Regions from separate parts of the Mus musculus genome. Here regions 2 and 3 are each linked to region 1. The links are chromatin loops, found by intact Hi-C in ENCODE. Cell type or tissue: heart. All regions are shown on one strand.

Region 1 (5,000 bases):
GCAGCTGTTGCTTTGTCTAACTCGGGGGTTTCACCAGCCTCCGTGGGGCAGCTCCTAGCAGCTCTTTTAGGCGTCTGGACTCCCTCAGCTCTCAGGAACCTCTGTTTTAAGTCTGCTGTGTGTCTTTGGCCCTTGCTTACTCAACCTTATGGTAAATCAATGTCTCCCTGATTTCAGGTCTCTCAGTTCCAGATGGTGCTGCCTCAGGAACAGCAGCCACTACGTAAACACTGATGCTGCCTCCCACCGCCCAGGAGCCCCTGCTCTGGTGTCACAGCCTGACCTCTGGTCCCCTTCAACAGTAACTCCACCTCCTCTTTCCAACAAAGTTGATGTCCTGTGGTCTCATGACTCTGACATATCAGCACTGTGGGCAAGGGCCGCACTCAGCCCTGATGCAACTCCAGATGATGGCCTCCATCTTCTGTGAGCCTCATGCGTAGGGGTGTGCGGGTGATGTTCTGTGATGGCTGGTTGCCCAGGGCTGGGATCAAGCAAGACTGCTACTGTCTTTGAGCAAGACCAGAAAGAGTTAATTTTGGGTCTGGAAGAACACAATATTGGTAAAGCGCTTGCCACGGAAATTTGAGGACTCAGGTTCGCATCCCCAGCAATCACACCTGAAATCCCACATACCAGCCCACATCTGCAATCCCAGCCACAGCAGCCCACATCTGCAATCCCAGCCACAGCAGCACACATCTGTAATCCCAGCCACAGCAGCCCACATCTGCAATCCCAATACTCCCACTGCAAGATAAGCGGTGGAGTTGGGAGTCCATAGAGACTCATGGGCCAGCTAGCCTGGAGGACATGGTTGGAAAACAAACAAGATGGGCTGGAGAGATGGCTCAGCGGGTAAGAGCACTGACTGCTCTTCCAGAGGTCCTGAGTTCAAATCCCAGCAACCACATGGTGGCTCACAACCATCTGTAATGAGATCTGATGCCCTCTTCTGGTGTGTCTAAAGACAGCAACAGTGTACTTACATAAATAAAATAAATAAATCTTAAAAAACATTCTGTCTCAAGCACAATGAGAGTTGAGGACCAACAACTGTATCCTCTGACCTCTACACACAGATAGAAAAACAAAACTAAATTTTAAGATTAGAAGAACAAAGCTCAATGAGCCAGGCTGCAGTCGATCTCACAACAGCACTACAGAGAATTCTCTCTAACAAGCAGGCTCAGCCCATCAGGGTCTGACCCCTGGTAACTCATGACAACTTTGGACTCTAAGAAATAACTTACACTGTGACAAGTATCCCACAGTAGAGGAATATCCAGCTGAGCATCTGACATGAGCCCACACAAGTGTCCCTCCCTCGAGACCTAAACGACCAGGGTACCATGGTGTGAAAACACTTCCTGATGCCAAGTGCAGACAGCTCCTCTCTACTGTCTGCCTTCTATTTATTTCTGGCACCCCAAACCCCGGCAGGGTTTCTTGTAGCTCAGGATGGCCTTGTAGCCAAGGCTGGCCTTGAACTTGTAATCCTCGTCACTGCCTCCTGGGTGCTGGGATTGCAGGCCTATGCCACCATGTCTGGCTCTGGTAAACTCTTTCACAACCCACTTCCTGACGGGGTAAGGCTTGTGAAACCTGTGCTAGGGTCACTGAAGACAACTGCGGCCGAGGTGACAGGTCTGTGGGTGTGCAGAATGCGAGGCTGGAAGGATAGGTGGAACATCAACTGTGCCCAGTCATTCTGAAACAAGGCCGTCTCTGGCTCCACTGCGCAGATCAGGGAGGCAGTGGATGCTGTCTATGCCGTGCTGACGGATCAGCACACAGTGAGTGTCACATAACCACAAAACAAGCCTGGAGGTGCAGGCCTGCGTCTTGGTCAGGAATATCAGTCAAGAGCTGCCAGGGCTACATGGTGGTGTCTCCACTAAAGAGAGAAAAACGAAGGCTGGGGATGAGGCTTGGTGCGGGCTCACACCTGCAACCCTGGACTTAGGCTCAGGGACCGGATCAGTCTCTGAGTTTGTGGATAACCTGATCTACATACTGAGTTCCAGAAGAGACAAGCCTACAGAAAGAATCTATGTAAAAACAAACAAACAAACAAACAAAAACAAAACAAACAACCTGCCCCCCCCCAAAAAACAAAAAACCAAGCAAACCAGCAAGCCAAACCCTAAAGAAGACCAAAGCAAACCTTAAACCCCAGACCCTAACATCAGAATGATAGCTTGTTTTTCCCTCCCCCCAAAAACGGAGAGAACTATATTGCCTGCCAGTGTCCACTCATGCTTGCTCTTTGCAGAGTGGCCACTGTTTGACGCATGCTTTACTGATGGGTCCCTCTGACAGCTGAAACTGATCTTCCATGACATTCACACACACACACACACACACACACACACACACACACAAAGCCTAAAATGTGAGCCTCTTCTGGCCCCCTACTGTGTGTGGTACCCCCCGCTCCCCAGTCATTTCAGTGTCCTAGGGCAGCCCTCTGACCTAACAGGAGAGTGGAGGGGAGACTCCTGCAGGTTCAATCGCTCAATCTGCTCAATGGATCAATCTCATTCAACTATCTTCAAAGCAGCGGGCAGCCGCTGAATGAGATGAAGTTGGGATTAGAGCGCCACCTCGTGGCAGAACTGGCAGGTGCCGGGAAAACGGTCTGAAAGACCAGGGGTTGGGAGAAGTGTGGAGGGATGGTTTCCTCTTTGGACCATTGCAACCTCTCAACTGTGACATGCAGACAAGTTCCCGAAACTCCCCAGGGAGGCCTCACTTTCGCCACGGTGTGTTAAATGTTTCACATGTTTCTCAGAATTCTATACGACAGTGGCGGTGCCTATTCCACCATTAGGAGATCCTCAGCCAAGTTAACTGAACCGCGGAACTTATCATTACGTAGCAAAGCTGCAGCCAGTCCGTGGCTCATGTGTTATTACAACCTCCGTTTCGGAGGCGAACAAGCTCCCGAGGTAAGGGTGCAGGCCTCAGGATCCGTAAGCGGCAACCCTAGGCACCACACTGCTACCACCCAGGAGCTGCCTCTTAAACTGTAGCCGGCTGCTGAACTCTATCTAGGTACACATCTCCTGAAAGCATACCTAAGAATACTTTAAGTGCTATAACAACCTTGGGTGAACTGAACGGCTATAAGCTCTTAGAGTAAACTGGTCTCTGGTCCAGCCATAAATTCCTGTACAGTGTGACTCTGAGCTGAAGGTTAACTGCCTGACCATCTAACCGCTACCTCTCTGCTTCTGTAAGCAAAGCTTGCTTGCTGCAGCTGTCCAGAGCTGCCTTTCTGTATACGCCACAATTGCATTTTTTTTGCTCTTAAAACCTCAAACTGGAAGTGAGGCTGCTTCCGGCTTGCTACTCTGCTTGGAACAGCCCTACTGGTGGTATATAAAGATTCCACAGGACGTATTCAGGAGTCTGGGGACTTCTTCTCTTCAGGTATCCCATAATAAACTCAGCCAGGCAGCTGCAGCCTTCCTCTCTTTAAGCTTAAAGAAAATCAACTACGCAGGCCCATCTTATTTGTGTTAGAGGATTTTGGGTTTGGTTTTGGTTTTGATCAAGGAGAGGCCAAGCTGGAGATGAGTGAGTGAGCAGGGTTGTTGATCTGTGGGCAGAAGGCCGTCCGTCTCTTAACAGACGGGCCTCTCCTCCAGTTCTAGTCTGGAAGCTGCTCTCCAGGGAATTGCTTCTGCTGTCACTGCAAAGGCAACACCTACGCTGTTTCCAGAACTGTGGGATTTGGCAAAACTGATCTAGAAGTATGCCATCTGGGGCTAGGTCAAGAGGCTGGGGGAGCAGGGGCAGGAGAGTGCAGGGTTCTGGTAGGAAACCCCTGAGTGTTAACCTCAGCGGGATAAAACTAGTCACACCATAGCCGCCATGTAGGTTAGGTGAGATCTGCTTGATGGCTTTTTTTTCCTTCACTTTTTGAGACTCTTAGGCCCTGCCCAGACTGGCCTTGAGGTGTTCCCGAGGGCTGGGATTACAGGAGTGTGTTGTGAACTTCCTGTCTTTCTAGGCGGGGAGGCTGTTTCTGGGCTGGCTATCTGCCAGTAAGTAACACAAATGAACTAGAAAGAGGCTGTCTGCACTGTGGAGCCACTACCGATGCTGACTGGAGATGTTTTGTTGACGTCTCTCTACCGTGGCTCCGGCTAGCTTGGATGTAGAGCAGACTGGCCTTGAGTTTGCAGAGCCCGGACTGCCTCCGCCTCCAGACCGCACCACCAGCTTAAGTAGGATTTTTGTTACAGAATTTTGGTGAGAATGAAGAAAACTGGTCTGGCGCCTGGTATGTGTCAAGGGACATGAGTCCATCCCTAACACACAGCAGCAGATCTCCGGCATAACACCAAGTAAAAGTTTCAAGTCCTCTGGCCGGCCCAGCTGATCATGTGACAAAGCATGGATACTTTGTAAGGTGTTTGTGGCATTATTACAAGGTTGCCATTGTTTTGATTATGCAAGGAGAGAAGCAAAATTAAGGGGGTGGGGGTGGGGTGAGTGGAGCTGGGATCTGACCTGAGCAGTCAACTGCAAGGTAAAAAACCATCAAAGAAACAAAGTAGTCACTGAGCTGAAAGCTAGGAAATGTAAAGAAAGAGTTGCGAGCTATGCGGCTGGGTGTGGGAGACACATGCCTACAACCTCAGCACTTGGGATGCAGAGGCCAGCCTGAGAGACTCGGTAAGACCCTGACTCAAAAACAAAAACAATCGGGCTGGTGAGATGGCTCAGTGGGTAAGAGCACTGACTGCCCTTCTGAAGGTCCTGAGTTCAAATCCCAGCAACCACATGGTGGCTCACAACCATCTGTCGTGAGATCTGACGCCCACTTCTGGCACGTCTGAAGTCAGCTACAGTGTACTTATTTATAATAATAAATATGGGCAGGAGAGAGTGCGGTTGCCCTAAAATTCAATTCCGAACAACCAGATGAAGACTCACAACTATCCGTACTGCTACAGTGTGTACTCATATACATAAAATAAATAAATCTT
Region 2 (5,000 bases), 54 kb before region 1:
GGTTCAGTGCTCTTCACGGGGGTGACTAGAGGACTAAGGCCTGTGAACTGACTGTGCTGCCTGGAAAAGGATGCACTGTCCAGAAAGTGAGGGAGAGAGAGCGAGAGTGTGTGTGTGTACACACGTGTGTGTGCCCTGAGAGCCTTCTATTTACCCTCCATTCTTCCAGCCCTGCTCTTTGCCCAGGAGACTGACCTGTGCAGACCACATCAGAGGGTTCGTCTGGCTCCAGTTAGTTTGGGCCTTGGAGGAGCCTGACAGGGAAACAATAGGATGGAGGAACTGGGTGCCTATCACCACGGCTACCTTTCTGTGAGGTCACAGTGGCCCAGCCTTTCCTGAGGCCAGCAGTCCTCTTGAGGTACCTGTACTGCCAAGATTTCTTTCAAGTGTCAGTAGCCCACAGGCTACTTGTTTTCTCTTTTCTTTTTCTTTTTTAAAAAGATTTATTTATTATTATATATAAGTACACTGTAGCTGTCCTCAGGCACACACCAGAAGAGGGTGTCAGATCTCATTATAGATGGTTGTGAGCCACCATGTGGTTTCTGGGATTTGAACTCAGGACCTTTAGAAGAACAGTCAGTGCTCTTAACCACTGAGCCATCTCTCCAGCCCATGATCTCTTGTTTTCATCTTGTTGAAACAGAATCTCATATAGCCCAGGCTGCCCTGGGACTCAGTACATAGCTGAAGATGAACAACTGACTTCAGCCTTCCAACTGCTGTGATTTGAAGTCAGTGACACTTTTAATAAAGACATACAGGACAAAATACCATTGCTTGGTTTGAATAATAACTTTAAAAAAAATGTGTGTTGTGGGCACGGGGGTCTTTTGCCTACATGTTTGTCTGTGTACCAGTTCTATTCCAGAGGCCAATTGAGGGTGTTGGATACTCTGAAGCAGGAGTTATGAGAGAATGCGAGCTGCCACAGACTCCCAGGTCCATTGGAAGAGCAGCCAGAACACTATTTGGCTGAGCTATTTATTTAACCCTAAGAACTAATTTTTTTAAAAAGATTTATTTATTATTGTACACTGTAGCTGTCTTTAGATGCACCAGAAGAGGGCATCAAATCTCATTATGGGTAGTTGAGCCATCATGTGGTTGCTGGGAATTGAACTCAAGACCTTTGGAAGAGCAGTCAGTGCTCTTACCCTCTGAGCCATCTCGCCAGCCCAAGAACTAATTTTTTAATTCAAGGAGTTACTGAATATTTAAGGCTAACCTGATCTACATACTCAACGTTCAAGTATCCTGGGTTACAGAGTAGGATGTGTCTTAAGTTAATTAAAATATAATTTGATAGCCGGGCAGTGGTGGTGCACGCCTTTAATCCCAGCACTCGGGAGGCAGAGGCAAGCGGATTTCTGAATTTGAGGCCAGCCTGGTCTACAAAGTGAGTTCCAGGACAGCCAGGGCTATACAGAGAAACCCTGTCTCGAAAAGCCAAAAATAAATTTTTAAAAAGTATATATATGTGTGTGTGTGTGTGTGTGTGTGTGTGCGCACACACACACACACACATATATATTTTTGAAGGCTGGGTGTGTTGGTGCACACCTTTAATCCTAGTACACAAGCGGCAGAAGCAGGTGAATCTCTTGAGTTCAGGGCCAGCCTGGTCTACACATAGTTCCAAGGCCAGCCAAGAACTACATAATTGAGATCCTGTCAAAAACAACAACAACAACAAAAAAAAAACGAAACAAAACAAAACAAAATAACAAAACTATTAACTTCCCTAGAAAGTCTGAGATAATGAAAATTGTTCTTGAATACACATACGCCATGACTTACTCTAGATGGACTGCCCTGGAGAGTTTTGTCAACTTGCTACAAGCAGAATCATCTGAAAGAGGGATCATCAACTGAGAAAATGCCCGCAATCAGTATGATTGGAGGAGGGCCCAGCCCACCGTGGGTGGGGCCATCCTGGGCTGGTGATCCTGGGTTCTGTAGAAAGCAGGCTGAGCAGCCATGAGGAGCAAGCCAGTATGAAGCATACCTCCATGGCCTCTTTATCAGCTCCTGCCTCCAGGTTCCTGCCTGTTTGAGGTCCTGCTTTGGCTTCCCTCAGTGGACAGTGTAACTCAGGACCTGTAAGCCCAAAAAGTCCTTCCGAAGTTTCTTTTGGTCATGATATTTCATCACAGTAATAGTAACCTGACTAAGACATGGACTGATCTCAAAAGCATTCATGCAGTGTCTTAGAATCCATAGCTATGGTAAGATGGTTGGAAGTCTTTCTTACCTGGGAGAAAGGTAAGAGGAGCAGAGTCCTCTTAAGTTTAGGCCCGGTGATCTCCTGGATCACCCCAACCCAAGGGTAGGAGGAGAGCCTTATATACACTAAGTAGCTAGGGCGGGAAGTCTGGACAGTCATGGTTGCAGTTCTCGATTTACAGATGTGCACACAGGTAGTGAACACGGAGTCTAGTTCAGAACGATGCCATGCAAACCATTAAGTCCTGGGCTACAGAATACTGCCCTGTGTCAGAGTGTGCATCGTGAAAACATAGGTTGGGGGCTTGAGAGACAGCTCAGCATACCTAAGAATGCCTGCTGCTCTTCCAGAGGACCCAGGTTTGATTCCCAGCACCCCTATGGCAACTCACAACTGCCTCTAATTCCAGTCCCAAGACAGCCTATGCACTATTGTCTCTGTAGACACCAGGCACACAGGTGACCTGACATACATTTAGACAAAACACCCATACACATAAAACAAAAGAAAAGACAAGAAAATACAATATTCGTCTCAAACCAGAAGGCCATTGTACCTCCCTTCCCAAACCATGGGCTTATAGTGAAGAAACGTGTTTTCCTCACCTACTCTGCATGGGAACTAAGATCTTGGGAAGGGGAATTGAGGCCCTATGGAGAAGCCAAAATGCTTCAGGTCCCCAGCAGGGGGCAGCACGTACCTGCCCATGGCACCCGGGACCCACACCCTCCACTTAGCTACCTTAAGGAGAAGGCCTCACCACAGCTCACTGGTGGCCAGATGACCCAATGAGGCCTTCCCAAGTGGTGTGGTTATCCTGGTGGCTGAGAGAGTAGCTTGGGAGGGAGCAAGCGCTGGAAGTGCTCCAAGCCAGCCTTCTTAACAATGAGACATTGCTTCTCCAACAGTCATGTGTCACTTCACAGTGAGAAGCAACTAGACAGTACATCAACCTGTTACAGAACAGAGCCCCTCACAGACACAAGGAGGGAAAAAATGCATTAGTTTCAAAGATGGGGTCAAGGGCTAGAAAAGATGGCCCAGCGGTTAAGAGCAGGTGTTGCTCTCACAGAGGACGGCTTCCATTTCCAGCACCTACAGTGTGGTTCACAGCCGTCTGGAACTCAAGTTCCGGAGAAGGATCTGATGCCCTTTTGTGACTTCCATGGGCACCAGGCATACACAGGGTGCACATGTAAACAGGCAGGCAAAACATTTCTTATTTAAAAAATAAAAAAGAAAAAAAAAAAACAAAACCAACCCTAAACCTAAGAAAGATTGTGGTAGCGAGATTGCTCAGTGGATAAAGGCCTTTGCCACCAAAACCGATTGATGACCTGGCTTCTGTTCTTGGGACCCATATGGTGGAAAGAGGGCCCACTCCCACAGGTTCTCTTCTGACCTCCACATATATGCTCTGGCATGCATGCCTGGGTAGACATTTGTACAAATAAGCATACAAAAATTGGGAGAGAATAAAAGGACCGGGAGGATGGATGGTGAGGCTGAGCCCACGTCACGCGTGGCATGCTACAATTTAGGCCTCTCTTCCAGGTGCTTTTTCATCTCCTGTGGGTCTGTAAAGTACAAACTCTGGCATAAAGGCACCCATGTGACCCGCTGTTACAGGTAACACCACTTGTGCCCGTGAACAACATCTCCTGTGACTCACACTTTGTAGATTCTCAATAAATGTGTTAAGTAGGCTGATTGTGGTGGCACACACCTTTGATCCCAGCATTCAGGAGGCAGAGACAGATGGATCTCTTTGAGTTCGAGGCCAGCCTGGTCTACAGAGTGAGTTCCGGGACAACTGGAGCTACAAAGAGAGACCCAGTCTCGAAAAACAAAACAAACAAACAAACAAACAAAAAGGCAGCTAAACAGCAGCTAAAATTACAAACGAATGGATTGCTCATGAATAAGACTGTGAAGAAGGCACGGTAAAGCAGGTTCCTGCTGGGAATGCTCTTTTCCAGGAGATAGGAAAATGAAAACTCAGACATATCTATTGATAGCTCTAACTCCTCTGTCAACACTGCTGGGGGAAGAGGTCCAACCCCTACAGATGAAGCGACCAGACACTGTCCTTGGTAACATCATTACCACCAGCAGCAGCTTGCTGCCCAGAGGGAAAGGCAGACTGGGGAGGCATGGAGGCAATGGAGCCCCGCATAGTTGGACAAAGGAGAGGTGAGGAGCCTAGTCTCTCAGCTGGAGGGTGTCAGAAGGTCTGGTCTTAAACCTCAGAAGTGAGAGAACCACATCCTGGTCTCACCTACCCAATCTTATAAAATCAAACATGAGGACATCCTGTCCTTCTATGCCACCTGTCCACTAGCTGCCTCCAGAGAGCCCCAGGCATGTCCATCGGTGCCATCTTTTCTCCTTAGCAGGACATGCCTATGATGCCCAAAGTCCCACACAGCAGAGGTTCTTGGCAAGTCACGTGTGAGTCCTACTTGCCGGTAGTCGTTCCTCTACTTAGACCTCACTGCTGAGGTCTGTCCGCCTCACCAACAGGAGACATGGCCAAGGTGCTCCTGGTCATCTTCATCATGGTTTATCCAGGTGACTGGGGGTTTGCTCGGGAACCAGGGCGTGGGGACAGGAGAAGGAGGAAAGGAAGATGTGGAATTTAGATGCTCCAGTGGGTGTCTGGTGGGAGCCCTGAGGGGTGCAGAAAAGCACTTCACAACACTGTCTCCTGTGGTCTCTTCCAGAAGCCAGTGCTACTAGGTTGCCTGCAGCCCAGAAGGGCATTTTTTAA
Region 3 (5,000 bases), 380 kb before region 1:
GTAGCTGACAGATTTGTGTTCTCCAGCAGGACCTGAGACAAGAGGTTGGATAACCAGTGAGACCAAGCCTGCTTCTGACCCTTCCTCCCAATTCCATTTCTTGGGGCCTCTGACCTCTCACCTCCTTATAGCCCAGTATATGGCCTGTGGTTGGGTGTCTCTGGGCCTGAAGGTCAGATGGGACTGGAGTCTCCACGGCAGCCAGGAGTGACCAGGGATCCGTCTTCCTCTGCCATTTTCTGGAGAGAAGGAAAGGAATTTTGGAGTCGGCTTTCTCCCTATCCCAGCTTCCTTCCATTGGTCCATCTCTCCAATCTGGGAGGCTGCAGACTTCTCACCGAGCTGAGTGCTCTACACCGTGTAGAGGAAGCCAGGCTGGAGACGACAGAAACAGCTGCTCTGCTTCCTGGCACAGATCTGGGGCGCATGGAGGGAGGCCATGGGGGAGCTGGGACAAGGGCGAGATAGGAAGTATTAAGTTGGGGGCTGGAGAGGTGGCTCAGCAGTTGAGAGCACTGACTGCTCTTCCAGAGGTCCTGAGTTCAATTCCCAGCAACCACATGGTGGCTCACAACCATCTGTAATGAGATCCGATGCCCTCTTCTGGTGTGTCTGAAGACAGCTACAGTTTACTCGTATATAAAATAAATAAATAAATTGAAGAAAAAAAAAAAGAAGAAACCTTAAGTTGGTTAATAAAGGATAGCGTGTAGACAAAAGAGGCGATGGAACTTGTGTTCAGATCCAATGGTAGATGTCCCAGGATACCAACTAAGGTAAATCACTGATTTCAGACACACAGAGGCCAGACACAGCAATCTGCATTCTTATTTTGAGAGAGGCTCTCATGAAACCCATGTTTGCATCCAACTTGATGTGTGTGTGTGTGTGTGTACACATATCCCTCCCCCTCTCAAGTGAGGGGGTGACAAGCATGAGCTACCAACACCTGACTATCATGCAGAGCCAGGGATCAAAACCAGGGCTTTGTGTATGCTGAGCAAGCGCTATACCAAGTGAGCTATGTGCTCAACTGAGAATTCGCATTTTAGAATTCTTATTATTTGTAGTAGTATGTGTTAGTATGTATAGGTCTGTGTGTAATGGGTGGACATGGGTACACGCATGCACACATGGCAGTCAGAAGACCACATTGTGGAGCTGGCTCTCTCGCTGCCTTTACGTGTGTCTCATCAGACTTGCATGGGCAAGCGCTTTAATAGGCTAAGCCAGTGATTCTCAACCTTCTCAAATGCTGCCACCTTTTAATGCACCGGTTCTCCTGTTGTGCTGACCACAACCGAAAAATAATTGTGTTGCTACTTATTAACTGTAATTCTGTTACTGTTATGAATCTTAATGTAAATGTCTGGTGTGCAGGATATCTGATATGTGATGTGACCCCTGTCAAAGGGTCATTCCACCCTCAAATGGGTAGTGAATCAAAGGTGGAGAATCTCTGGGCTAATAAGTCATTCTGCCAGTCTTAAATTTTCTGCTTCTTTTCTTTCTGTTTTGGGGATGAGATCTCACTACATAGCCCTGGCTGGCCTAGAACTTGGTATGTAGATCAAACTGGCCTCCAATTCAAGAGATCTGCCTGCCTCCACCTCCCAAGTGCTGGGAATAAGGGTGTGAGCCACGCCAGGCTTCAGTTTAAAAGAGCCAAGTGCTCTGAGCTATGCAGAGAGAAGGAACCTCCTAGGAGGAAAGATACAGGTGAAGGGGCAGCTCTGAGAGCTCGCGTCTCCAGCACTCCCCGCTCCGACCTACTGGAGTTCCAGTAGAGTGGGATCTGTCCAGCATGAGCCGGAGGCCAAGATGACAGTGTCAAGCTACATCCTCCTGTGAGCAGGGTGGAATTTCTTTTAGGCTCATAGGTCAAAGGTGAGGGTCAAAAGTCACTCACAGTGCTCTCTGGAGGCCCTGGCACGTTCAGCAGCTCCCAACGGCCAGTGCACCCCACTTCCAGAGCTCGAAGGGGTAAGTTCAGGGGATCTAGGGGAGGCAGAACTACAAGGGAAAGGTCACAGGTTAAAAGCCACAAGTCATTCCTGTCTACTAACTAGTCCTTTCCGCGGACCCCCCTCCCTCCCCTCCCCTCCTCTCCTCTCCTCTCCCGTCCACTCTCCTCCCCTCCCCCTCACCGAGTCGCTCCGTCTCCATCATCCTGGAGCCGCGGCAGCTCCCGAGCAGCCCGGAAACTCAGAGTAACCACGGAGCCGGCCCCGCCCCGAGAAGGGCGGAAGTTGAAATTACTTCCGACACGCCCCCTCCTCCACCACTCCCCGCCGGGAGCGTGGGCGAGAGCGGCGCCGAAGCCTGACTCGGAGCCGGGCAAGGCCGGGCGGAAGTCACTGCGACTCGCCGCCTTGGTTACCGCGTGTCCCGCCCCTTTACGTCATCGCCGCGAGCCAGCGCGCAGTAGCCCGCGCGGCGGCGCCGGAGACCGCGGGCCCGGGCGCCGCCCCCTCAGGTGAGGGCTTCGTCTCACATCTTTCGCGCCTTCCCCGCGCGGCCCCTGGTTCTTCTTCCTCCTCCTCTGGTTGCCCAGATAGCGCTACGCGGGCCCGGCCGCCTTCTCTGCCCATCGGACCCCGAGGTTGGCTGACCTAACCCCATTGGGCATGGGGGTCGGGAGCCATCGCCTTGGCGTCGCAGGGAGTGCTTTCCCTTCTCCGGGCTGAGGTACCCCAAGGCTCTAGTGTCTGGACCTTGGACATAGGCGGGAATGCCGGTTGATTACCATAAACAGGAGGCTGGACAAGCAGCCTCGGAGGAACGAGGGGTTAGGGAAAGGCCAGAGGCTGGAGTAGGCGGGCCTGGAGGTTGGGGTGCATACAGGATGGACGCAAGTTGGACGACGTGTGAATTTTGAATGGTGACAGTAGAGAATGATGTCTTGGGTTCTGCCCTTGAACCAGGAGCCAACATGTTGGTGATACCTCCGGGGCTGAGTGAAGAGGAAGAGGCACTGCAGAAGAAGTTCAACAAACTCAAGAAGAAGGTAGGAGTTAGTTAAGCGTGGTGGCCCGGCTTCTCCAGACTCTGGGGACACCTGGGCTGACTGTAAGGCCATGGGAGTCCTCCTGCCTCCTACCGGAAGGGGACCTCTCAGTGGAGCTTTGGCAGCATCGTCCAGTCTTATTTGAACCCTCCCTCTTCTCTGGTCATCCCCAATGGAATTATCATCGTCCCTGTGGCTTCAGTACCACCCAGAGCCTTGTGAACCATCAAATGCCCAAGTAAATGTGCTCCTCCTGTCTGCTCTACCTCCCTCCCTTCGCTTTTAGATAACCAACTGCATTTAATAGGCCTTAAAATCTCTCATCTCTGACACACCACTCCACCTCAGACAGGGTCTCACACTTAGCCCAGGCTGGATTGAAAATATGTGGCTTTGGGTAGCCTGGAATGGCTCTGCCTCACCTCTGGCTTCTGTACTATTTACACAGCAAAACATTTGTCAAGTCTGTCGATGGTTTCTAAGTTCCTCTTCCACTTTGTCCCCTACCACTACCCCTGGCAAGGATCTCAGTATGTGGCCGGGTTGGGTGGGTTGTTTTGTTTTGTTTTGTTTTGTTTTTTCAACTCCTGGGCTCCTGGTATCTTCCTCCCTAAGCTTCTCTCAGGAAGTGGAACTCTAGGTGCACAACACCGTCCTCAGCACTCTCCTTACTAGTGAAACCTCTGAGTAATTTCTCATTGACAGGGTCTGGCTTTGCTGTTTTGAAGGCACACCTGATCCATTGAAAACACTTCCGAGGTTTCACATCATGTATAGAATTGAAATATCAGCTCACCATACCTGTCAAAAGAGAGAATTATTTTCTCTTAAAACCTGCCTTCCAAAACCTCCTCTGCATTTTTGCAACCCCAATTTCTTTGTCTAAAGTATCTTTTCTGTCTGTGTTGGGTAATTCTGTGAGGTCTCAGTTTACTAGCTGCTTATGCATCAGAAAGTGTTGCTTATACTCAGCCCTGAGTGATTAGTGCCCTTGATTATTCTTGGCTGTCAGTCTAGCCATTGTTTCCTGGGTTCTGAATTCCTTAAGGGTGGGAACTATGTGTTTTGATTCTGCATGGCCTCATTAAATGTGCAGAAGATGGGAGATGGGTGGATAAAATCCCCAAGGATTCAGGTCTTATTTGCAGCTTATATGGTAGGGCTTAGGTGTTTTTGGTTTTCAGTTTCCAAAATGTGAGACTGGAAGGCCTTGGACACCATAGTTTGGTTAGGTTAAGTACTGTGGGCTTCGTGAGGATGTGGAAGCAGGATGAGCCACTCCAGGACCAGGATGCCACACACACTGGCCCTGGAACCAGACCCTGGTTGACAGACCTCTCTCCTTTCCAGAAAAAGGCATTGCTGGCTCTGAAGAAGCAGAGCAGCAGCGGCCCAGCGAGCCAGGGCGGTGTCAAACGCTGTAAGTGACAGAGACAGAGAGTCCAGGGGGCAGCAGCAGAGGGCTTCCCTCCACAGCCAGCATAATGAATGCCTCTCTCCTTCCCCCTCCCTCTCTCCCCAGCACTGTCAGAGCAGCCTGTGGTGGACACTGCCACAGCAACAGAACAGGCCAAACAACTGGTGAAGTCAGGAGCCATCAGTGCCATCAAGGCTGAAACTAAGAACTCAGGCTTCAAACGTTCTCGGACCCTGGAAGGGAAGTTAAAGGTGAGCACACAGGAAGATTGTCTGGAACGTCCTGGCATCAGCTGGAAGGGGGTGGGTGGGGGAAGTCATGCATGCTCACATATGAGCAACCTGTGCTGTTCTGAGTTTAGGGTGTTTCTTTCTTGTTCCTTGAGACAGGGTCTGACTGTACTCATGGAGTCAAGTGATGCTCTGGCCTCAGCCTCAGAAGTAGTTTTTGCCACTGCAGCCCACTGGAGCGCTAGGTTTCTGTCTATCACAAAGAAACCTGAGCCCAGTGTGGTGGCACATGCCTTTAATCCCAGCACTTGTGGGGCAGAGGCAGGCAGATTTCTGAGTTTGAGGC

What was found. A loop is a pair of places that touch in the nucleus more often than their neighbours do. Peaks named below come from ENCODE experiments on the same cell type or tissue, not always from the same donor. Only the 100,000 strongest peaks of a DNase experiment are listed, where the experiment ranks them.
Region 2: it touches region 1 in a loop (5-fold over the local background); 41 of 42 quality-filtered maps call a loop at or near these places.
Region 3: it touches region 1 in a loop (2.3-fold over the local background); 6 of 42 quality-filtered maps call a loop at or near these places.

The regions. Positions count from the first base shown.
Region 1 is chr17:35,229,600-35,234,599 of GRCm38, forward strand. All of the region lies in intron 2 of Nfkbil1 (nuclear factor of kappa light polypeptide gene enhancer in B cells inhibitor like 1), which reads right to left. Among named protein-coding and RNA genes, the nearest start is that of Nfkbil1, 3.7 kb to the right of the region's middle. In heart, a CTCF peak has its summit at 2,618 (motif pointing left); DNase peaks (open chromatin) are centred at 2,602 and 3,962; H3K4me3 peaks cover 1,442 bases; H3K27ac peaks cover 1,398 bases.
Region 2 is chr17:35,175,778-35,180,777 of GRCm38, forward strand. It overlaps Aif1 (allograft inflammatory factor 1), which reads right to left and starts at 275. Exons shown (of 8, transcript NM_019467.3): 1 at 196-275. It also overlaps the pseudogene Ncr3-ps. In heart, a CTCF peak has its summit at 2,911 (motif pointing right); a DNase peak (open chromatin) is centred at 2,964.
Region 3 is chr17:34,847,987-34,852,986 of GRCm38, forward strand. Skiv2l (superkiller viralicidic activity 2-like (S. cerevisiae)) reads right to left here and starts at 2,218. Exons shown (of 28, transcript NM_021337.2): 1 at 2,148-2,218; 2 at 1,910-2,013; 3 at 339-448; 4 at 122-239; 5 at 1-32. The coding sequence starts at 2,169. Nelfe (negative elongation factor complex member E, Rdbp) reads left to right here and starts at 2,405. Exons shown (of 11, transcript NM_001045863.1): 1 at 2,405-2,602; 2 at 2,925-3,007; 3 at 4,358-4,427; 4 at 4,530-4,675. The coding sequence starts at 2,933. In heart, a CTCF peak has its summit at 2,414; a DNase peak (open chromatin) is centred at 2,285; H3K4me3 peaks cover 2,373 bases; H3K27ac peaks cover 1,798 bases.